3 separate regions of the Mus musculus genome follow, and all the other regions are linked to region 3. A link is a loop called in an ENCODE intact Hi-C map of the cell type or tissue named here. Cell type or tissue: heart. All regions are shown on one strand.

Evidence for each region. A loop is a pair of places that touch in the nucleus more often than their neighbours do. Peaks named below come from ENCODE experiments on the same cell type or tissue, not always from the same donor. Only the 100,000 strongest peaks of a DNase experiment are listed, where the experiment ranks them.
Region 1: it touches region 3 in a loop (12-fold over the local background); 5 of 42 quality-filtered maps call a loop at or near these places.
Region 2: it touches region 3 in a loop (12-fold over the local background); 36 of 42 quality-filtered maps call a loop at or near these places.

Annotation. Positions count from the first base shown.
Region 1 is chr13:117,131,184-117,139,183 of GRCm38, reverse strand. Gm6416 (predicted gene 6416) reads right to left here. Exons shown (of 4, transcript NR_046023.1): 4 at 3,300-4,731. Among named protein-coding and RNA genes, the nearest start is that of Gm6416, 5.2 kb to the right of the region's middle. In heart, a CTCF peak has its summit at 4,651; no DNase peak of the experiment used is centred here.
Region 2 is chr13:117,199,541-117,207,540 of GRCm38, reverse strand. No RefSeq gene overlaps it. Among named protein-coding and RNA genes, the nearest start is that of Emb, 17 kb to the left of the region's middle. In heart, a CTCF peak has its summit at 4,494 (motif pointing left); no DNase peak of the experiment used is centred here; H3K4me3 peaks cover 305 bases.
Region 3 is chr13:117,286,717-117,294,716 of GRCm38, reverse strand. No RefSeq gene overlaps it. Among named protein-coding and RNA genes, the nearest start is that of Emb, 70 kb to the right of the region's middle. In heart, a CTCF peak has its summit at 4,887 (motif pointing right); no DNase peak of the experiment used is centred here; H3K4me3 peaks cover 748 bases; H3K27ac peaks cover 726 bases.

The DNA of each region.
Region 1 (8,000 bases), 160 kb after region 3:
GGAGGAGCCAAATGTTCTACATCTTGCTCCAAAGTCAGACAAGAGAAGATTGACTTCCAAATGGCTAGGAGGAGAGTCTCAAAGCCCACCCCACAGTGATGCCCTTCCTTCAACGAAGCCATACCTCCTGATAGTGCCACTCCCTGGGCCAGGTATATTCAAACCACCACATCAGAATAAACACTTTTTGACAGCACAGAATGCAGACATATCACACTGAAGGTAACTAATTACCCAGAGGCTATGGAGCAGACAAGGTTGGACTATCCAGCCAAGGAGAATAGGATCGAAGGTGATGAGAGGAGAGCACGATCTTCATGGGAGAAGTAGTTTGAAAGATAAGAACTTATTAAAACTTTGATACTGTGAATGTGAGAAGTACGGCTGAATAGACACACGGAGTCCATTTCAGCATGATGGAACAGGCTACAGTAAGCATCATGGCTGCTTTCTAGCATTTAAGACATCACTATGTCAATAAGTAGCCCATGTGACTCAGTTCAAGATGGGGCCTAACTGTACCCCATTGGGATCCTCAAGCCTTGAGAATCCTCTGCTCTCCTAGGTGCCCTTCCTCTGTTTCTCTTACCTCTGATTTCTGGAATTCACAGGGGAGAGTTTAAGAATGGACCAGGGTAGGGTGGGGAAAGGCCAGTGAGGGGCTCATGAATGTTGTGGTTCATGTTGGCATAAGATATATACAAGAAAGTAAGATCAAGCCATTCCACCATGAATAGGTGAAGGCATTACTAGTTGTTGAAGAGCTACCGGAAGGTGGCTGATGCTGGGACAGGGAGAGCCAATTTTCTTCAGGGACATGGCCACTGATAAGTTACTCATGCTCCAGTGGTCGGCTCTACACCCAGGTCCATATGGGCAACACTGATTAAACCTAATAGAATATATTTATATTCTATATCTATAATACTATTGATTATACACTATAAAAATACACTGTATATTTTATATACTCAACTTTATATATTATATACAAAATACATAATATATAAATATAATATATTGTAGTTTATATATAATATACTCTATATATCTATGTATACACACACACATACACACATATGAAATAGACATGAATCAAGAAGAGAATTTGGAGTGGGAAAAGTGAGGAGTGGATATAATCAACATGCAGCCCGCACAGTACTTGGGTATGAAATCCTCAACAAATAAAGTAAATAACAATTTGGTAATTAAATAACTTTAATGTTGCAACACAGCTCCAAAATATTCTATAGTAGAACTATTTTTACTATAGTAATATCAACATAAGCATTTAAAACCTTAATGAATTATCAGTGCTAGACTTATTTGTTTTGTTTCTAAATTAATAACTTCTTTGAATTGATTTTAAAAACATGTTTTCATGCACAGTGTCACAAACTTATAGTCTTAATATTTGTGAGCTTGAGGCAAGAGGATTGCTTCAAGTTTAGGTCAGGCCGGACTACAGAGTAGGACCTTATCTCAAATAAATAAATAAAACCAGACAGAAAATACACCATTGGTCCCTGCTTCCTTAAAGGTAGTACCCGAGTATCAGAAGTTTTGCATTCCTTCTGATTAGCATAAGGTGGGGGAGGGAGGTCAGTATGCATAGTGGGTTCTTAATGCTCCACAAGCTGCCTCTTCAGTTTGTTCAGGTTTAGGTGCGGATCTGCAGCCTCTGATGATCTTTGCCTGCGCTCCCTCCACAGCCAACTCCAAGTTTCAGCCAGTTTAATATCCACACTTCAAAATTCCTGACCATTTGGCCTTTGACTGTTTCAAACCACTATGAGCCAGCTTTGGCACATCACGGTTCTTAGCTCATTTCAGGACGGTGGGATGGTACAACCTCAGGGACTTCCTTCGGTTGTACCATCTGCAGGCTGTAGATACCATCAGTGTCTAGCAATGGGATCACTGTTGTCCTAGGTATTGATGGTAACGGAGGCTGTCTTTTATCTTTATACATATTTTACCAGGAAGTAGGAAAAGAAACACTGCTAGTTATTTGACAAGAACCCCCAAACTTATTTGACATGTGTAATACGACCTAGTCGTAGGTTTTAGGTGACATGAAGACAGCAGTGGGGAAAGGTAAATGGCTAAAGCTAATCCTTTTTCTTCACGTTCAACTTCTCTTCCCTGATTGGGATTACAAAACATTTCATTTCTTTCCTTTATGTAAAATTAACCACATGACAACATCTGTGCCTAAAAAGTTAACTTGGTAAGCATGCATATTATAGGGGAAAATATCTTTACTTAAGCATAGAAAAAATAACACAGACTGTGGTGCAGATACATAAACAAGCTGCCTACGTTTCCACAACGGGATCAGTGACCCACCCACAGCAGTGAATGAAACAAGTACTTGTGTTTTGTGACAGTTATCTGATGCACCTATAAATTATAATAATAATAAATGAATTTGGCTTACCACAATTATATATCATATATATGTAATCATTATATCAGGAATTAATATATATATATATAATCATTACCACAAGTTATATATCAGGGAGAATAAATAATTCCAAGTCATCCATATTAATAATATTGATAAATGGTAAAAATCTTACATTCAGAAAAAAACAAGACAAAAACAGAAAAAATACTTTTTTGGTTTTTCATGATCTGGAACTCACTCTGTAGACTAGGCCAGCCTTGAACTCACAGGGATCCATCTACTTCTGCCTCCTAAGGGCTGGGATTAAAGGCATACACTACCATCCTCAGCAGAAAAAAGTATCTTTTAGTAGAATCTTTGAAACGTTTACGTATGCTGGCCAGTGCATGCTTTTAATCTTAGCTCCAGGGAGGCAGAGGCAGGCAGATTTCTGAGTTCAAGGCCAGCCTGGAGTACAGAGTGAATTTTAGGATAGCCAGGCCTACAGAGAAATCCTGTCTTAAAAAAATTAAAAGTATAAACAAACAACAAATAAAGCCTCTTCAGTAAATAAGTGTGCATACAGGTGTGTAAATGTGTCATCTGGCGTCCATGACAATAGTAAACACCAATCTCATAAGGTTGTCATCGTCACCTCAGCAGGTGAGAGAAGGATGATGCCACAGACCACTGGGAGCATAACTGGGGGCTAGTGAGATGCCTGAGCATGCAAGTGCCTCTGCCCAGCTTGAAGCTATGAGTTCAATTCCCAGAACCCACGAGGTGGGGAGAGAACTGTCTCAAAGAAGTTGTCCTCTGACCTCCACACACACCATTCCACACGGACACATGAATGCCCACTTACGCGAGTACACACGGTAGATAAAATGATAGCACACTCAGCATTCATTATATTCTAATTATTTTATTTCCTAGCTAAGTAATGAACACATTTTTGTTAACTGTTTTGTTCTTTTGAAACAGCTGAGATATTCAATATCTGTAAATAATCAAACATTTAAAATGTACTGATAAGCCTTTGTAGCTCCACAGATATTTGTGCTGTTTAAGCAGAAGGTGACAGGATATTATTTTGTGCATAAAACCTTCATTTGCTACCTTGCTTTTCAAGTCCAGGAATTATTTTTCTCACTATTTAATTACCAACATGTCACAAAAAAAAAATCATTAAGGACTTTTCTACCCAATTTCAAAGTATAATTCTCAGCATGATCAATGTACAAACACTCAGAATTTATAATACAGAACAACAGATGATATAATTTCATCTAGATTTAATATGATAAAGATACAAATTTAATTTCTCTGCTATTCACGATCAATACTTTGCCCAGGAAGGCATCCAGGGTTTTTATAGTCAAACAGGTTGGTGATGTCATGTGGGTGTTGCAGAGAATCACATGCACACACCTGTGGGGGTGAAGAGACATACCCATACTGTAATATTCAATTATGGAAATGGAGTTGATCCATGGGGCACAGTGAAAATCAAACAAGAGTCCTTGTTTTCTGCAAAACCAACTGAACCACTGAGAAAAGAGGCCAAATGACCATCAATCTCTACCCTAGGAATCCCACTTGGTAAATCTCAAAATTGAAATTGTATGTTGGAATTAAACACAATTGAGGTAGCCCTAATGTAACTGAAGAAAAAGTATTTTTCTTCTTCCTTCACTGGTCTTTAGGTCAAATACAGATTAAAAATTGCTTTGCAATAAAATGGGCTTTGGGGAGAAATAAATAGCAGCTAGTTATCGATTTTCCAGCTTGCAGACCCTTTCTTCAGTCTCTCAACCTTTTGTAGCCTTGCCTCTCTGCTTTTTGTCTTTCTATGCCTCATTTCCCCAAGTTACAGAAAATAGTGAACATTATAAATGTACTTATACAAACAACATCATTTAAATAATGTAAAGATATTTAGTGGAATCTATTTTTCCAAGGCAATCTACATGTGACTGAGAATTTCCTCTTGAGATGACAACGTTTCCCATCACAAAAATCTGAAACTGGGTGTTTTCCACCAATGTATTCTCAATTGAAAAAAAAAAAAGATGACAACTTTAGGTGATCTTGGACCGGAAGAATGATGACTATATATACAGAGTACTTGACTCACAATGAACACAATTTTGTAGTTGTGGCTGTGGATGTTCCTGAGGGAGTAGAAAGTTTGCCTGGCAGACAGAAAGCAGTGGACTAATCTCCAGCACTAAGTAAGCTTGGGTGTGGTGACACACAGTGGTGACATACAGCGGTACAGACAGGAGAGTCCGTTTATCCTTAACTAGTTCCAGGCAAGTTTGGATGACAATAAGGCCCTGTTTCAATAAACAAACAAACAAAAACAAACAATTTAATAAATAATTTGTTATTACTAAAAATTATTTATACTAATTTATTCTCTTGACAATTTTATATATGTATATAACATGACTGACATCACTCCCCTTTCCCATCTCCCCATTCCCCATGTTTGTCTGTTCCCTCCCCTGTACATCTCTTTCTCATATTTATATCTATTCACTTTCTTCTGTGACCCACTGAGTTTAACTGGGGCCATCTGTGTGCTCATGGGTTTGAAGTTATCCATTATTAGCACCTGGTGAGCTCAGCTATAGGCATGCAACTGAAGTCAATGACTCTGAGAATCTATCAAAAGCCAATTGTGCAGCAATCAAAACTGGGCTGTACCAGGTCTTCCTCCCTCCATGCCTCACAGTTGGCAAGTTAAGTCTTATGTGGGTTTAACGCAAGCAACGAATTGTGAGTTCACCATTGTGATAGCTGTATTTAGTCTAGAGGGTGGCATTTATCAGTCCTTCACCCTATCTCCTGACTCTGACATAATCACAACCCCTCTTTTACAGTGTTTTCCAATGCTGTAAATATCTTGTTTAGGAATGAACCCTCAACTATCATTTGTTCTCAGCATCCTGGGCAATGGTGAGTCTCTGTGTTTACTTCCATTTGCTACAAAGACAAGGTTCTCTCACTAACACAGAGAGTGGCTTTTGTCTGTGGGTATAAACATAGATATTTAAAATGTAGTTTGGTCTATGTCAGTTTGGTTAAACAACAGTAGTTGTTGTTTCTTTGGGCTTACAGTCTTCCTAAGCACAGATTGCCAACCAGGCTTACAGTATCAGACATGAGTTCTCTACATCAGTTACTGTGGAGCAGGCCATAAATCCAATCATAAGGTGATTGGTTGCCTCCATAGCAATCATGCTGGTATTGCACAGATGGATACATACTTGTCTGGCATATTGGTTCTATGGTTTGTAGGGTTCACAGTGGCGCACACCGTTGATCTCAGCACTTGGGAGGCAGAGGCAGGAGGATTTCTGAGTTCAAGGCCAGCCTGGTCTACAAAGTGAGTTCCAGGACAGCCAGGGCTACACAGAGAAACCCTGTCTCAGAAAACAACAACAACAAAAACAAAAAAACAACAAAACAACAAAACAAAATAAAACCCAAACCAAACCAAACCAAAGATTCCTTTTCTCTTCCAAAAGCCCACGTAGCTCTTCCAAGCACTGTAAAACCAGCCAGCAAGGAGCAAGATTCTAGCTCAGTCCCATCTTGCTTTTACTCCGTACTACAATCAAACACGTGGTATCTTAAGCAGTTCATTCCCTCTAGTTCTGGTGGACATCCAAGATGGCTGACAAGAATCTGCATTATGTTAGGGGCTCTGGGGCTTTCGTGACGCACTCTAATTGAGGAGTCCCATACCTGGGACTAGGACTTGTTTAGTAACCCACTTCTGCTATGAAAAGCATTAAGTAGATATTCAGAGCATCTCCCTTCCATCTCTCTCTGGTATTCTGTATTTGGGTTACAAGATAGTAAGTTTCCATATGGCTTTTCCATACACCTCTTGTTTTGTGTTATTCTCCCCCCCATTCACACATCTCTCCAACCCTGACACTCCCTTCCTAATTAAACATTTCCACCTCCAGTATTCCATGTCTCTACTTTCTGGTCTGTTATTAAATTAGCATCTTACATATATAAAAATGATGCTACATTGTGGTTTTCTTGCTTTTTACTTCCTGTTAAGGATTGAGTTACAAATGTGGTCAAGCTAGATCCTTCATATTGATCTTTACCGATGAGTTTTTGGATTCTACTGTTTTATAGTTTGATAAAGTATCACAAATAGACTCATTGTATGAAAAAGCACAGCAATGCTCTTAAAATAAATCGAATTTCAATTTTTGTGAGGAATACCTGTCTTTTCTTTAGGATAAATGTGTGCTTACTAACACACATAGCTCAAAAGGGTAAACTCCCTTCCCAAAATAGTTTGTGAGGGGAAATTTCCCTTTCTCATCTGCTACCACCACATTTCCTCCAAACTAGAGTAAACAAGTCCTCCACAGTGACAAATGCTTAGTTGTCTTCCAGAGTGTGGGTGTCATGCACCTGCCCAGGAGCCCATGCTCACACCTGCCTCTCAGATTCTGAGCCTGCTCCTGGAGTCTTCCACTGTCACTGTCACTCTGGTGTCATGCTAGCTGGTGCCAGCTGGGCTCCAACACAGCCCTCGTTCACTGTCCACAGGGAAGGGTGTCCTCATACCAGGCATGCCCTGACAAGCCATACATACAGTGGTGACTTTTATAGCCCATGATGTATATAGGCTGTCTATCCTGTCTGAAAAGGTCAAATCCTGTCCCACAAAACAACACAATCAACACAATCAACTCCTTAAGAATGATGTCGGAGGTTGACTTTAGGTCTTCACAAACCCGGGTATACACATGTATTTAAACACACGCACACACACACACACACGCACACACTCTAGAGTAATGCTTCAAATCCATTTATTTTTAAAAATGCGGACACAATCTCTTTACTGTCAGTAAATTAGTCTAGTTTAGAGGCTTTCTCATAGCTGTGTCTCATCATTCAGTTGGTAGAATGCTTCCTAGCATACTTGCCCTGTGTTCAATCTTCAGCACCACATTAATCAGGTTGGTGATACATGCAATCCACAGCTACAGACTGAGTTTGAGGCCAGTCTGAGATACATGAAATAACTTATTTAAAACAAACAAATGAAAAAACAATGAAACACCCCTAGTCAGTTGGTAAAAAGGTATTGAAATAACAAAAAATATTTTTAGGAGAAAGGAAATATTTCACTTACTGTACTCTGGAAACACAGTAAGAAAAAAAAAAAAAAAAGAAAGACAAGAAAAAGAAATCACTAGTTCTTCATCCTCATGAACTTTATTGAGGTGAAATTTACACGTGCCAACATGTGCCCCTGTCAGTGAGTCCTGAGCAATGCCCACACTCATGTGACCCCTAACATGACCGAGACTGTTTGGTGTATTTGCATCACACTCTAGACAGTTCTTCCTCTTGTGTACTTTTCTGTCTTTCGCCCCAGACAAGGACTGGCCTTGCCAGCCTTCACTTTATATCGCTGCAAAGCCATTTTTTCCATTCTATATGTCCATATAAATAATATAGAAATCACACACCACATATGTGTGCACAGTAGCTTCTTTAGGGATAACTCTGAGCTCCACACAGTACAATAGAATATATAAGTAGTTTATTTCTCTCCATG
Region 2 (8,000 bases), 87 kb after region 3:
AGTGCTCTTAACCGATGAGCCATCTCTCCAGCCCATATAACCAGTTCTTAACACGTGATCTTGTAATTATCCGCTTTCTCTGTCATCTAGCTCCCTGGATGCTGAGGTCAGATCTGACTCACATGTATGTCCCATGTTTTATGACATAATTGTTAACATAGATGAATAAAGGAAAGTTAAAAGCATAGACCCATGTTCTTCAGTTGTTTCCGTCTCTTAAGAGCACGTCCTCCACACAGCCCTCACGATGAAAAGGGTTTGGTTCTTACCGGCTTTCCTCCAGAGACACTCCAAATCAGTGCAAACACATCTGTGGCCTTACCTTTTTCCCATGGGTGGTGGCAGGCAATGATCCATGTCCCGCACTTGTTTCTTTAAATTTTGACAATATGGCTAATGATTCCCATAAAGACCTTTACCTTTTTAAACAGCTCAGTATCACTCCATTCTTTGGTTGCTCAATGCCAGTTTACCAGTTCCCAGCTGACTGCATTTCCATTGGTGTTTATGCTCTTTAATGTAGAACCAGTTCAAAATTAAACCATTGTACATTTATTTAGTAGGCTATATGGATATGCATATAGAATATAATCATAGGAATCATTTGTTTTCCAAAAGAGAGTTGCATTTTGATTCCAGAAAGATATTGGCACAGTATCTTCCTTCCAACTTGCTTCATTTTGCATTCTAACCAACAACCAGAAAGCCTGCTTACTTGTATTAATGTCTATAGATCAGATTCTTGGTCATTGTCAATATAATAACTGAATAACATGGCAAATAACATGGCATGACTTATTTTCTTTTATCATTCCTTTGGGTGAGCACTTTTTTTTTTTTTTTTTTTTTGAGACAGGGTTTCTCTGTATAGCCCTGGCTGTCCTGGAACTCACTCTGTAGACCAGGCTGGCCTGAAACTCAGAAATCCGCCTGCCTCTGCCTCCAGAGGGATTAAAGGTGTTCGCCACCATGCCCAGCAGGTGAGCACTTTCTGCATGATATAACACCATGTGCAAACCTTGCTGCAGGCCAGATCTAGTCTGGCTAGTTCTACCAGAACCAGAATCATTTGAAGCAGATTAGGCATTACTTGAGATCATTAAAAAACAACCACAAAAGTAAACTTCCAGGGATGCCAGAAATTCCGCAATAGACTGGACTGAAAGGGACATCACTGACACCGCTCCCGCAGCCATGAAGTGCAGAGATTGGATGGCCAGCATCGCAGATGTCTCTGTCTCAGATGCAGCTTGTTGGATGCTATACCTGGTTCTTCTGCTGCCACCTACACCAGAAAGATGGGAACACAGCTTAGCTCATCTCCAAAACAGTCTCACTAGGGTGTGCCTGTGGGCCACGGTCGAGGTCGAGGCCACATGCTTGATTCCTAGTTGCAAGAGAGACTGGTCACCAAATACTGATCTCCACGGGGAAAGCAGGATTCATAAGGTGACAATTACCTCAAAAATAGGAATATATTCTAACTATGAAGAATCTGCCTCAGTACTCCACACTACCAATAACAACTCTACTGGAGACTTAGTTACTTCAGTATTCCACACTATCAGTAGCAACTCTATAGGAGATTTAGTGACTTCAGTACTCCACACTATCAACTGCTTTACTGGATACTCGGTTTCTACGCCTCCATCCTATAACACCGTCCATTCGTGCTCAGTACAAGTACATCCTTAGACCTCAGGGAAGAACGTGTCTCATTAGAGGAGATCCTGACTTGTGTAGGTGCGTCCTTAGATCCTGGGGCAAAAACTAGCACTACCTTCACTTGCTAGATCCTTTTGCAAAATTTGCTAAAATCAACCAATTAACTAAATTATTTATGTTTACTCTAACTGCCCTAGTTTCTTCCTGTGGCTGTGATAAAAATAGCCTGAAGGAAAGCAATTTAGGAGAGAAAGGGTTTATTTTAGCTTCTAATTCCAGATGACAGTCCATCGTTGTGAAGAAGACAGGGCAGGAACTTGATGCAACTCACCACACGCGCAATCAGAAGCAGAGGAAGAATGAATGCGTGCCTGCTTGCTCACTTGCGGCTCAGTTTTTACTGTCATTTGCAGTTTAGAACCCAGCCCATGAAATAACGCTGCCCACATTCAGGGAGTGTGCTCCAACCCCAGTTAGGCCAGGTACGAACATCCCTGTTCAACCTGGTGGCTCACATATTTTATCCCAACACCCACGAAGTAGAGGCAGGTAGATCTCTATGAGTTTGAAGGCAGCTTGAGCGTTTCAGACGAGGGATACATATCAAAACTTTGTCAAAGGAAGACAGAGAGAGGGAGAAAGAGAGTGAGTGAGAGAGAGAATAAAAAACAAAACAAAAACAAACAAAAAAACAAAAAAACAAAAGTTCCCAAATATCTACCTTTATAACTTGATGAGCATGCTCAGAAGTAAACCCACTTTGATAATTTCACAGAGAGATTCTCCAAGGAGATTCTAAATTGTGTCAAGTTGACAGTTAAAACCAAAGCTCACACCAATGTCACTTCCCTTGTGATTCCCCTCATGTTACATCTTACGAAGAGTTAGAGATTTATCATCACATTGCTTGTGTCCTTAGTCACTTCTGTGTAGGGGAAACTTGTTCCAATGCAGTATAGAAATAGCCAGCATGCATAGCACTTCCGCTGCCATCCACCCAACATCGTGACTAAACATTTTACTCAAAGGTGACATGCCAGATGCAACGGCCTGATGTTCTGCTATCGCTCGGCACCAAATATAAAATATCACACGTTACTGATCAAGGATCTAATCTTTAAAAATTTTTTCTAATTTTTTTAGACCACTTCATTTTAAAGAAAGCTTTCAACTCACACCATTTTTCAGTCACTGCCAAGTTTATACTATGTGAGTTAAATTTTATAGTACAGCATATTAAAGACACGACAACTTTCTCATGAGGATAGATATGTAAAAGAGGATGCACTAGAAGCAGAAAGTAGTGTCTTGGCAGCACACTTGACATTTGTGTTTTCTCTTCTCTAAGATTTGGCTACGTCTGGCCATCACCTGCTCTGATTCTGGGTTCTTCCAAAAGTGCCTATCCAGGAGGATGCTTCGGCCTTACCCCTGTGACCTCCTCAGGACTGGTGACTTCTCAGTCCATTTCCCATGAATGGGTCACTTGAGTGTGTCACCCTTGCCAACATCGTGTCTGACCTTCCTGCCTTCTAATTCTTCATCATGATGAAGACAGCGTGTCCCTCGGACAGCAGTGCCTTATAGATGATGAGACTGTGTAGACACTGGGTCAGCCTTTCTTTTAGATCCACAGAACACAGGGTTGTAAGAATTAGATCCACAGATTCCCTAATTTCTACTGCTTGGTAACTTGGCTCATAGAAAGTGGTTCCCAGACAGTATGATACAAAATGACCTCAAGGTATCATTTCTAAACTGTCAGCTTCAGCCACATAAAAAATGACAATTTCTGGGATATGCGGTTCTGGTATGACTAGTGGATCTATGGCCTCTCCTGTCTGTCTGTCTGTCTGTCTGTCTGTCACAGCTTTCTGTGAGCTTCTCAACCAGTGGACCAAATGCCTAACACCCTCAAGAATAGAATTTTTTTTTTCTGCCCTCTGTAGTTAGAAAGCCACATTCAAATACAAATGTTATTTGTTTTTTGGTTTTTGTTTTTGTTTTTGTTTTTTTTTTTAAAGTGGGTGACATAATCAAATTGGTTGGGCATGTCATGTGGTCAGGCCACATTCGAACTGTGTCATCTGTCTCTGCCTTGACATTTGGAAAATTTAATGTCAGTGCCCACGTCAGGCCACCTTTGTGTTGTGTTTCTCAAAATCTTTACCTGAAAGTCCTAATCTCTAGTACCCTGGACTGTAATTTTTAAAAACAGGTTATTAAATATTCCTCAAGATGAGGTCATATTAGAGCTGAGGTCAGGAGCTAAGACCCACATGGAAGCTTTGTTCCCAGGACCTGAGAAGGTGACTGTGTTTGGAGATAGGACCTTTAAAAGATAAGGTGAAATGAGGTGAAGAGTCTGAGCCCCAAGCCAGTATGAATTCTCTGTTTCCTGTGTGTCCACGGTGACCTTCTCTCCTGCCCACTCATCCTTAATATCTTTACAAGAAGAAGAAGAAAACAAGTGGGATGAGTCAGTGCCTGAAGCTGCTGGCCACCGGGGCTGACAACCTGGGTTCCATGCCAGGACCCACGTGGGAAAGAGAGAACCAACTTCTACAAGTTGTGCTTTGATCTAAACACGTGCTATACACACACGAGCGCGCTCGCACACACACACACACACACACACACACACACACACACACACACACACCAAATAAAATGAGTAAGTTGACCACACCAAATAAAATGAAAATTAGAAGGAAGTGGGGGGTCGGGGAGGTGGGGGCGCGGGGAGGGACACCAGGAAGGATGGGAAATCATGGAGACAAACCCGAAACAGCAACCGGGAGAAGGTCGCCATCTGCTGGTCAAAGAGAGAGATAGCAGGTGAAAGCAAACACCTTGATTGTGGATTTTCAGGTCCCAGATCTCTGAAACAAACTGCAGGTTAAGGGACCCAGTCTGAGCTATTGCGGCATCTCCAAGTGAGTAACACAAACAGCTACGTGCTACAGCATACCATAAACCTGAGAACTAATCGGCTCTAGCCTGGGGATCACGTACTAGCGTGGCACACGATAACTGTAGCTAAGATGACCTCACAGCTAGTATCAGTACGACTGTTACCCTGCAGGTGTCACGTGGCATTTGTTAGTTTTATGTTGAGGATGGGAATACAGTGTATTAAGTAGAGTAAGTCGACCACCATGCCTACTGCATGCTTTATTCTTTAAGAATGTAAGGACATTTTACATGATCCTAAGAGGTGATACTAGTTTAGACTGGCTGTCTTGGCTGGCTTCTACTGGGCCTTCCCTCCTACAGTTTCATATTCTGAGACTCTAGCATAGGTGTTATGCCAAAACAAAGCATGCTAATTCCAGTTATGCATACAAAGACTGAGCTATTGCCACATCGCTGACAGTAGGGCAAATCTGGACAAGGAATCAAATACTCACTTCCTGAGCAAAGAGAAAACCCTGGACTTGATTGACGACTTTGCTTAGCGCCCTGGTCATCTAACTTTGGTTTTCTTGATTATATAGATGAACATTCTTCTTGACTATTTTGCCCTAACGGTACTATGTTCTGACGAGTCCTGTACATTCTTATGGACCCAAGATCCACGGATGACTTTCTGGGTTTTCCATGTGTTACAGTAAGCTTGCCCATGGAGCTTCTGAGGTTTACCCATTTAATATCATTTTCCAGATCCCCATGCCTAGCACAGGTAAGTCCAAATCTACAGCTTCTTCTGCATCCTCAGAGAGGAGAGGCAACAGGGATGTGTTAGGGATGCTGATTTTCCTATGCGCAATCAATACATGTTAATGGACCCTATAAGTGATATGTCCCCTCCATGTCCTCCCAAGGAGCAAAATAGTAGGTTTTCTAGTTTATTTAATGTTTGATCTGAATACATCCAAATCTCTGAATATATATTTATTCCAATAACACACCTTTTCTATATTTTTGGGGACTAGCTTATTAGTAAATTCACATTTTCTTCTTGAATTTATGGCATGTTATTACTCTTCTGTCCTGGCCAAGTGTGCCTCAATTGAAAAAAGTCTCTTTTGTCCAACTTCACATTTTCCCCCGGCCACATACCCAACCAGAGACACTCAGAATGTACCTCCACGGTCATTTGTATGCTTTTGTGGATGCCGGTTGGAAGTGTGAGTCTTCGGCTCATAAGGTATGGTCTATATACTGAATCGTCTATATTCTATATCCAAGTCGCAGGGCCATCCATGCAGGTGACTGTGAATCACTTCATGGCTTGGCTTGGCAGTTCACATGACAGTCTGCCCACAATGGGCTAGTGTTTAGAGAATACCCATGTGAGTTCATATCACCACAATATAAACAGAGACTCAATGAAGTTCACATTTTTATTATGGAGGAAAACAGTGCAAAGGTAGCACACACTTTTAATATCCACACTAGGAGTCTAAGGCAGAGAGATTGCAACTTCAAGGCCATCCTGGGCTAAATAGCAAGGCCCTGGCTCAAAAGCTCAGAAAAAAAGAAAAGAAACCATGGAGGGGTTGGAGAGATGGTGCAGTGGTTAAGAGCACTGAATGCTCTACTAGAGGTAATGATTCAATCCCCAGCAACTACATAGTGGCTCACAACCATCTGTAATGGGATCCAATGCCCTCTTCTGGTGTGTCTGAAGAGAGCGACGGTGTACTCATATAAAATAAATAAATCTGAGAAAGAAAGGAAGGAAGAAAGAGAAACAGAAAAGAAAGAGAGAGAGAAAGAAAAAGACAGACAACCAGACAGAAAGAAAGAAAGAAAAAGAAAGAAAGAAAGGAAGGAAGGAAGGAAGGAAGGAAGGAAGAAAGAAAGAAAGGAAGGAAGGAAGAAAGAGAGGAAAGGAAGAAAGAGAGGAAAGGAAGAAAGAGAGGAAAGGAAGAAAGAGAGGAAAGGAAGGAAGGTAGGAAGGAACCATGGGAGGAAAGAGCGAAGGGAAAGGAGAGGGAGGAAGGGGTTGCAATTACAATACATTTTCTACTTTGCTGGAAAAGCTTCACTATATCCTAAATTATAGGTAGCATAGACAAGATAGGATTGAATTGAGATGTAGCCACTTGTATTTAAAGATGACCAACTCTAAACAAGAGTAAAGAAACTAAGCTGAGCAGTGATGGGCACTACACACTATTACTACTACTACTACTAATTTACTTTACACCCCGATTGCATCTTTTCCTCCCTCCTCAAGAGCTCTGTCCTTCCCTCTCATCTCCTCTTACCCCATCCTCCTGTCTTCACTTTCTCCTCAGAAACAGGAAAGCCTACTATAGATATCAATCCACCTAGGCATACCAAGTTGCAGTAGGACTAGGCACATCTTCTTGTACTGTGGCTAGACAAGGTAGCCCAGTTAGGAGAAAGGGATACAAAGGCAGGCAACACAGTCAGCCTGCCCCCGCTGTTACAAGTTCCACATGAAGACCAAGCTGCAGAACTAGGTCTGCCCCAGGCAGATTCTCTGGTAGTCCAATCTCTGTGGTCCTGGAACACACCTCCAGGATACTATTTATCCTAGAGGCAGAGGCAGGTGGATCTCTTGAATTCAAGGCCAGCCTTTGTACAGAGTGAGAAACCCTGTCTATCCTCCTGGCATGAACACCTATCTGCTACTTTCAGCTCGAAGTGTTCTGAGTATCGGTGTACTGTAATTACTAGAATAAATTAGTCCTGTTAACAACCGTTCAAATTACCGTCTTGCAAGGAAAAGGCGAACACCATCACATACTCTCCAAAGCATCCTTTTTGATTTTAACCTAAAACTTTCCAGTGCAATCTGAGCATGCGCAGACTTGCTGCCATCTTTTTTTTTTTTTTTTTTTTTTTGACAGTTGAAAATCAAGAGCAGTACTCCTGCCTTCCATTTGACTCTTCTTTGAACTTGTGTTCCAGGACCCTGAGCTAACCATGTCCCAAGTCGGATCTGCCATCTTTCTCCTTGAACTGTGACCTTGGGCTGAGCAAGCCCAGGAACGGATCCCTTAGCTGAACAGAGTCAGGGATTTGCCTATTCTGAAGGGCTTTCTTGCAAAGATCTAGGGCTGCGACACATACTTACGTGCTTGACAAGGATATTGTTCTGTAAATAAGTCCATGTTCTCCTTACCTATTACAAGTAATCGACCTTTCCCTACATCGGAAAGAGAGAGAGAGAGAGAGAGAGAGAGAGAGAGAGAGAGAGAGAGAGAACACTATTATTTATTATATATAAGCACACTGTAGCTGTCTTCAGACACACCAGAAGAGGGCATCAGATCACATGCCTGTTGTGCTACTGAAACTTTTTGCCTGCAGGAATCTACCTGTTCATGGGGAGAAATCTGAGGTGCTTCACCTGGCAA
Region 3 (8,000 bases):
GATGCTCCCTCCTCAGACATTTCTAGGAATCTGATATGACCTCTGTCTGAACCCTTGTCAGAAAAGGCATTCTCATATCTACACAAAAGCAAAGCTGAGCCCAGCATGTCCTACGTAACTTTTCGTAGCATTAACTAATCCGGTTAATAGAGTCAATGTTTCTTTGGCCCTTAGTTTATCTATCATCTCTACAAGGAGGTAAATTCAATCAGGATAAGTACCTCATTCTGCTTAACATACTACATCTTAGACTAAAACTGTGACAGTCAAATGGAACTAAATAGAGACAGAAAGAGAAAGGTAGAGAAGAGATACAACTGACAGAGACAGAGAGACGATAAATACAGAGATAGATATAGATAGATAGATAGATAGATAGATAGATAGATAGAGATAGATAGAATGCACAAATTAGATAAATATATAGAGGTGTGTCTAGATGGATGGGAAGATATCAAGTAAGCACGCCTACATAATTATACTATAAAATGGGTGAATGGATAAGAAAATTATATGTTGCATTTTCCTCATAGGATTATGTGTCCTATTTACACATAGGTAAGGTAAAGTGGTCACATGAGAGATTTGACAAAGTTTTCCTACATAGTTCTCAAACTTCCATTCAGTAAATTATTATAGTGTTGATTTAATTTTTACTTAGAAGAAACAGACACCTTTGTTGAGATTAAACCTGAAATTTAGTTTTAAGGTTCGCGTCTGCTTGGTTCGGGGGTTTGAGCTGCTGCTGCTGCTGTTGTTTCATTTTGCTGCTGTTTCTTAGTTTGTTGGGAAGAGAGTGAGTTGGCTTTGTTGTACCTCACATGGACGGGGCAACTTTTGGGCTCTACATGGTTTTTAATAATATCTATCCTCTTCAGAATTCTACAAACAGTCTGATTCTAGAGGACTTTAGGGTTGATTGGATATGGACATTTTACAGACAGGAGTGTAATGTGTTGCTCAACAGGTCTTTCCATAGCCAATCGTACAGGAAAGATGATAATCTTCCTAAAGAAAAAAAGCCTAGGGCAGGGGCATGCCATGGGCTGATAAGGATGGACTTGGTTCACCCTGTAATTTGTTTTGCATGCCTACAAAACATGCAAAACTCTACAGCCTGAGTGACTCACTGCTGGTTCCCTCATTGCTGGAGACAGCCTAGATAAAAAGAAAAATAGGAAGAGGTTAGAAACACACACACACACAATCCTGCAGTGTATGACTGCAACTATATAATTGTAAATTATCTCCTGTGTCATATTTACTTTCAGTGTGGTGAAACCTTCAGTAGAATCTTCACCTGTCTTTCCTATTTCATAGGGAATTAAGAGAAAGTATCTTTCCCGCATCTTAAGATAATATAGGCAGAGAAAAGGCATGAGCCTGTTTGAAAACCCAGAGGGCTGAGACGAAAGGATGGACCATCTAGAGACTGCCATATCCGGGGATCCATCCCATAATCAGCTTCCAAACGCTGACACCATTGCATACACTAGCAAGATTTTGCTGAAAGGACCCATATATGGCTGTCTCTTGTGAGACTATGCCGGGGCCTGGCAAACACAGAAGTGGATGCTCACAGTCAGCTATTGGATAGATCACAGGGCCCCCAATGAAGGACCTAGAGAAAGTACCCAAGGAGCTGAAGGGATCTGCAATCCTATAGATGGAACAACAATATGAACTAACCAATACCTCTCCCCCCCCACCCAGAGCTCATGTCTCTAGCTGCATATGAATAAGAAGATGGCCTAGTCGGCCATCAGTGGAAAGAGAGGCCCATTGGTCGTGCAAACTTCATATGCCTCAGTACAGGGGAACGCCAGGGCCAAGAAGTTCCTGGGAGTGGGTGGGTAGGGGAGTAAGTGGGGAAGCATGTGGGGGATTTTTGGGATAGCATTGGAAATGTAAATGAAATAAATACCCAATTAAAAAAAAAGAAAGAAAGAAAACCCAGAGGGTCATAGTTGTGCCCTAGTGACAATTCACGCAGACAACCTGGCTGGAGGAGCAACACAGAATAAGAGGGTTGGGGAGTCAAACTCACGGACTCGATGCTTAAAAGCAAGACCCTACTTGACTTGAGATTCCAGAAGCTGTTCATTCAAAAACTAGCAGAAAGCGGCCCCATTTTGAGAACAACTAGCTATGTGAGAAATTTTATCTATTTTTAATTCTAGAGGTTATTTATTCAAAGTCAAGAATATTTCATGTTGTATTGAAAACTGCCATTCAGCTTTCTTCCCAGTACAAGCCTGTCAATGCTTTAAAGGCAAAATGGCTTCTTTCATGTGTGGACTTGCAGTGCTTAGGACACTGTTGAGAAAGTAAGAGTCACTAAATTGTGAGAATCATAAACAAAGCTTTTAAATCGCATTATTACCATCCCCATGATTTGGGATGAAATAACATATACTAAATATGTTGTGGATAGCCCTGGGGCTAATTATTATATTTGATGTTAATTCCGTTCTCCTGTGAGTGGCTGCAAACAAGGAATTAGTCAGCACTCAGGTGATTTCCTGTAAACCTGCTTCCCACCTTAATTTATAAAATAAGGAGAGCTGATGATTAAGCAGATACGGTGGAGCAGAAGGTGAGAGAGAGAAGAAGGAGAAAATGGAAGAGGGGGAGGATGCAGAGGAGAAGGAAGAAGAAAAGCAGAGCAGAAACACATGGCCTGGAGAAACCGCAAGTTCTAAGGGGTCTCATAGATGGAGAAGATGGTGGTGTAGCGGTAGATCTGCCCAATCTAGGCGCACAGCATGTATTCACATTAACTGAGTCCTGTTTTCATTGCCAGGGCATATTTTTGCTGGAGGCTTACCACAACAAGAATATATCTTAGTTATGTTGATTGAACCTTGAGTGATGCTTAGGGTCTTACGGAAACAACAGTCTCAATACTTCAGCATGCCTTTATTGTAAAGATGCTGGGTGTGGTTGATCAAAGGAGAAGTGGGAAGAAGACTCTAGTTTAATTCACAGTTCTCCTCCCCATGTTTTTGCAATGGCTATTTTGTCTTTCAAACTATAAAACATGGGCTGAAGGTAGAGTCTAGGGAAGAAACAGAGGGAGAAAGTGCTGTCTCTCAACTAGGTTATTATCTAATTCCCAGAAAACACCGTAGCTTCAAATCATGATCTCTCTAAATCTCTTAACTGCCATGCCCAGATGTAAGTCCCCAGGATACCTAAGGCTTTGCTTTGATAAGAAAAAACACTAGCCGATGCCTGGTGCTCTCATTCATTAGATATCACTCAGTGTTTGCCATAGGTAACTTACCAAACCCCGCCACACTCCACTGTAGTATAAAGAAAAATGGAAAGAAAATGAATGTATAAGTTCTGATTTAAGATCTCCATTCAACGTTTTGCCACAAATCCCCAGATTTTGCAAAACTCACTGTATAGTTTGAGTTCGTTTCTTTGGGATCACACTTATAAAATCAGCCGAAATGAAGGCCATTCAGCTCCTGGCTGTTAATAACTATCATTTGGACTGAAAGGCATCCAGCCTAAGTTCACTCCTGTAGATAGTGGTCGCCTTTCTGAAACATACTATTACATTAATTTGAGCCCATTTAGTCTGTGTGTGCAACTGTAGAGACAGAGATACAAAAGGAATCAGACCTTTGAGCAAGTTGATACAATTAAAGCAGAAAAGTTAGATTGATAGATAAATTTCATGTACTTTAGATTAAGAGCAAAAACATTAGCTAATTCTTATTCTTATTACACGAGGAAACTTCCGTCATTTTCTTCCTACAACTGATTTTAATGAACAAGTTTGGAGATTGTGAATTCAAACTGTATTTTCACTCAATCGTTAAAGTCAGAATGATGTCATAGGGCATAGATAGCAATATGCTACCTTCTCAAAGCCAAGATAGGAATTAAAGCTTTGGGACTGAGGATTTGTTTGTTTGTTTGTTTTTTGTTGGTGGTGGTTTTGTTTTATTTTGGTGTGAGTGTGTGTGTGTGTGTGTGTGTGTGTGTGTGTGTGTGTTGGTGGAGGTGGTGGTGGCATTGCTGCTGGTGGCGGTGGTGGCGGTGGCGGCGACTGCACCGGAGGCAGCGGCATCAGTTTGGTTGATTGGTTTTTGGTTTGGCAAGACAAGGTTTCTCTGTGTAGCCCTGGCTGTCCTGGAACTTGCTCTGTCAACTAGCCTAACCTCAAACAAAGATCATCCTGCCTCGTGTTGGGATTAAAAGTGTGTGCAGCCCCCGTCCCTCACGATATTGGTTTTCTTAATTGTAGCATTGCCGACGTTAAGTAAATTTGTATCGTTTCTGCCACACCTTTGTGCTCTTTCATAAAGTTGAAAAACTGGGGACAGTGATATTAGCAAGGTAGAAGAAGTCAGCATCCTCATTCCTCTTGAGAAACAGAAACCAAGGAGAACGCACATGCACTGCAGTCATTTGTGAATACAGGTAAGATGTGGCACGTTACCTAAGCCAGAAAAGCAAGAAGAGCCACATGAAATTGTTACCAAGAGAAACTACACTTTATCTTACCTTTTCCTAAAACCGGCATAGCTTAGGTCCCAGAGAGGCTTCTTGGTCACTGACTTCTCCTAGGGGCAGAGAGTGAATCTGTGACTAGGCTCTCAGCTTGTCAGTTTGTCCTTCAGTAGCTAGGTTCAGAGGCACCTCTGACCAGGTCCGAAAGGAACTGTGATTATGCAGGTGCCTAGAGCAGCAAGCAGCCAAGAACAGGAAGCGGGGATCACTATATCGCTAGCACCAACCTTTGAGGTTGGGAAAAATGTAGGGAACTGAGGCTCTCCCCTCACCCCAATGAAAGAGAAAGAGTACCACGTGTCTCCAATGTCCACTCTCCCTTTAGGATCCTGCTAAAGGAACTGACATCCTCAAACACCAGAGGGCGCAAGAGATCACTGACTCCATGAAAAGAAGACGAAGAAAATACGCTTAGGGCAGCTGGAAAGAACCTCGTTGGTCAGACTGATCAATGAGGGTCGTGTTATTAATATTCTGGGTGGGTTGGGTGCCTTTACCAGGAGTAGATGAGACGCTCTTCAAGTGCTGACAGTCTCGGGTTCCCTTCGAGCAACCACGGCCTTGAGGCTGAGGCTGCACTGGCTTTCAGCTCCAACCCCTGAAGCTAGAGGCCCGCTTGCTCCAGACCTAGAGGCTCTCAGTTTGCCAATGCATTGCTCTGAGTCTTAATCGCTAAGGGTCCCAGTGCTTGCCAGCTACTGTAACTCTTTGCAGCGAATGGCAACAGCAGACACTGGGTAGCAGGAGGCAGCAAAGGGTGGCGACTCTTAATAGAAATAGGCTCAGGTTCTGAAACCTTCGCGCCACCATCATTAAACGTCACCGCTCTTGAACAGCCAGTGACTGCTCTCGGACCTCAATGCGTGTGTCTGAGATCTTGGCAACTCTCTGCAATGCTTCCAGAGAGTGGGGCCTGCAGTTTCTCTCCCCTGGTTCTTCACCACCTTCTGTCTTTATTCATTTTTGGCTTTTATCTCTTTTGCCTTCTCTTAACTGTCACGGTTCCCTACTGTCTCTAGCGTCTTGCTCCATCCTTTCCGCCCTTCCCCTCTCACCCCTCATTACTGTCAGTGCCCAACACCACCAAGGCAGCGTCCACCATCCTGCTTCCCGTCACAAAGTCACCCCACCTGAGTGTACTCAGTTTATTACTGTCAAGATCAAAAGTCAGCAAGAAAAGGCAACGTGGGGGGGGGGGGGTACAGTTTATGCTTCTGACAGGAGCATGTCGTCCAGCTGAATTGCAAAGGAAGCTAAACAGCCATTTATAGGGGGGAAATGGTTATAGCGAGAATGTTTGGACCAAAGAGACATGCAAATGAAGAAGTAAGTTTGCACCAGTCATGACACAATCCCCTATGAAAAGGAACATGGTGTTTGCTTCCCTGGCAAGCCTTCCACCGGAATAACAAAAGAAAGGTTGCATTTCTAGCCTCACAAAAAAAAATGGCAGCAGCATTGTTCGGGTGTTCGTTAGAACTGGTAAGGCAAAAGTCTGGAATAAGCTATTTAGAGCAGCTGTGGCCAAGGTAATCCCATCTAGGGCAAGATTTAACAACAAACAACTGTGGCTGTGATAGGCCTTCCTCAACGCATCCATAGAGTGAGCAAAGCATCCGAGGGCATAAGGGAAATGTGAGGTGCTGCCTGACTCCTAATCTTGCTCATGGAAACTGCAACATGTAAGAAGGGCCTAATAGCAGTTATTGAGGAAGCCAAATCACCCAGTCGCCAACACCTTAGCTGGTTTAAAAGAATTGTACACATTAAAAATGGGTTTGTCAGAAAGACACCATTACCCGTTCCTTAGCAGTGTTTAACAATGCTTAACTCCTGCCCAGTGCTTGGGGGACAGGGGGAGGTCCCTCTAATCTATCCCCGTTTATCTATGTGCAAGCATCTATGAATAATTCCTTTAAGAAGGACTTGTTTCTTCAAATGTGTAGGGAAAAAAATGGCAAAAAACAGAGAGAATGAGGAATGCATACAGAATTGAGTGAACAGAACGAACCTAGATAAGCCTGGAAAGTCTGAGGGGTCCTGCCCAGGAATCTAAACTACTCATCTCTAAAGAGGCTGCTGAGTTGCAACAGAACACAAACCAATAAATAAATTGTGGAAACAAAATGAGTGTATCAACCTAAAGATAAAAGTTATTTTTAACGAGAAATTCGACCCTGATGATCAGGAACAGCCTTGGTTCGAATCTCATTCCCAGCCCCCTAGCAGATCCCGTGCAGGGGTCTGTCTGCCTCTGTCCCTACTCCCTGGGGACTCAGTTAATCTCTTTGTGCCCACTGCCAATACCCTGAGGCATCCTCTACCTGGGCACAAGCTGGCCACTCCAGCCTGGGAATCTGGCTGGCTTTAATCTTCATCCTCCTTTCTGTCCTGGTTGAAGACCCCCTATTCCCATTGGCAAGCCTGCAGCAGAACACTTTCAGGGACCTTCTAAACCCCAGGACAGACTCAGATTTCCTCCTTCCAGTCGTACTTCTCAGCCCATCCCCTCTGTCGATCCCCAATACCTAGAATCACTTTCTTCCCAGGACACGCACGCACACACGCACACACACAGGCACCACAGCCACAGCTGGCAAGGACTCAGTAGCACCCCCTACAGGCAACCCACAACCAGGGCATTTTCCCAAGATCCAGAGAGGGCAACTGAAACCAATGAACAGAACGTCTACTCAAAATGACAAGATCAAATGGAACACCTAGAATTAACAATCTTCCCAAACCAACATGTCTGGCCACCATTGCAAAAATACACCACCATTAACTCTCAGGGAAAAAAAGCAACCCTATGAATGTGGGCCTTGAAAACTTCAGTGTATATGTAGCAGAAGACCTCCAAATAGCTCTTATGAGTGTGTTCAAGGCCCTTAAGGAGAATATGAAGTCTATGCAAACACGAGCCTTAAAATGAAATGATAGGAACAGTTCACAGCAGGAAAGTAGATACTGCTCACAGAGGTAAAAAATGAAGTCTTCTCCAATGAAGTTCTCACTGGGGAGGCAAGCCACACTTATGGGCAATCCCCACACACACCAGTAGATGGCCAACACAAAACAAGCTCAATGGTGTTTTTAGAGGGCTGTAATTTGGTGTGTGTGTGTGTGTGTGTGTGTGTGTGTGTGTTATTTTGTTTTGTTTGATCTCATAATACTTTGTATGGATTTTTTTAATTTTATGTCTTTTGCTTATGGATTACGGTTTCTTGTTTTGTGTGTTTATGGCATTTTTGTGTCTGAGTAGATATGTTTCTTGTGTTTTTTCTTCGGTTCTTTCTTCCACTTGTTTGTTTTATCCTATTCAGCTTTATTTTTATCTTATTTATTATTTTTTTAGATGTCTGTTTTCTTTTTTTTTTTTTTTTTTTTTTTTTTGGTTTTTCGAGACAGGGTTTCTCTGTATAGCCCCAGCTGTCCTGGAACCCACTTTGTAGACCAGGCTGGCCTCGAACTCA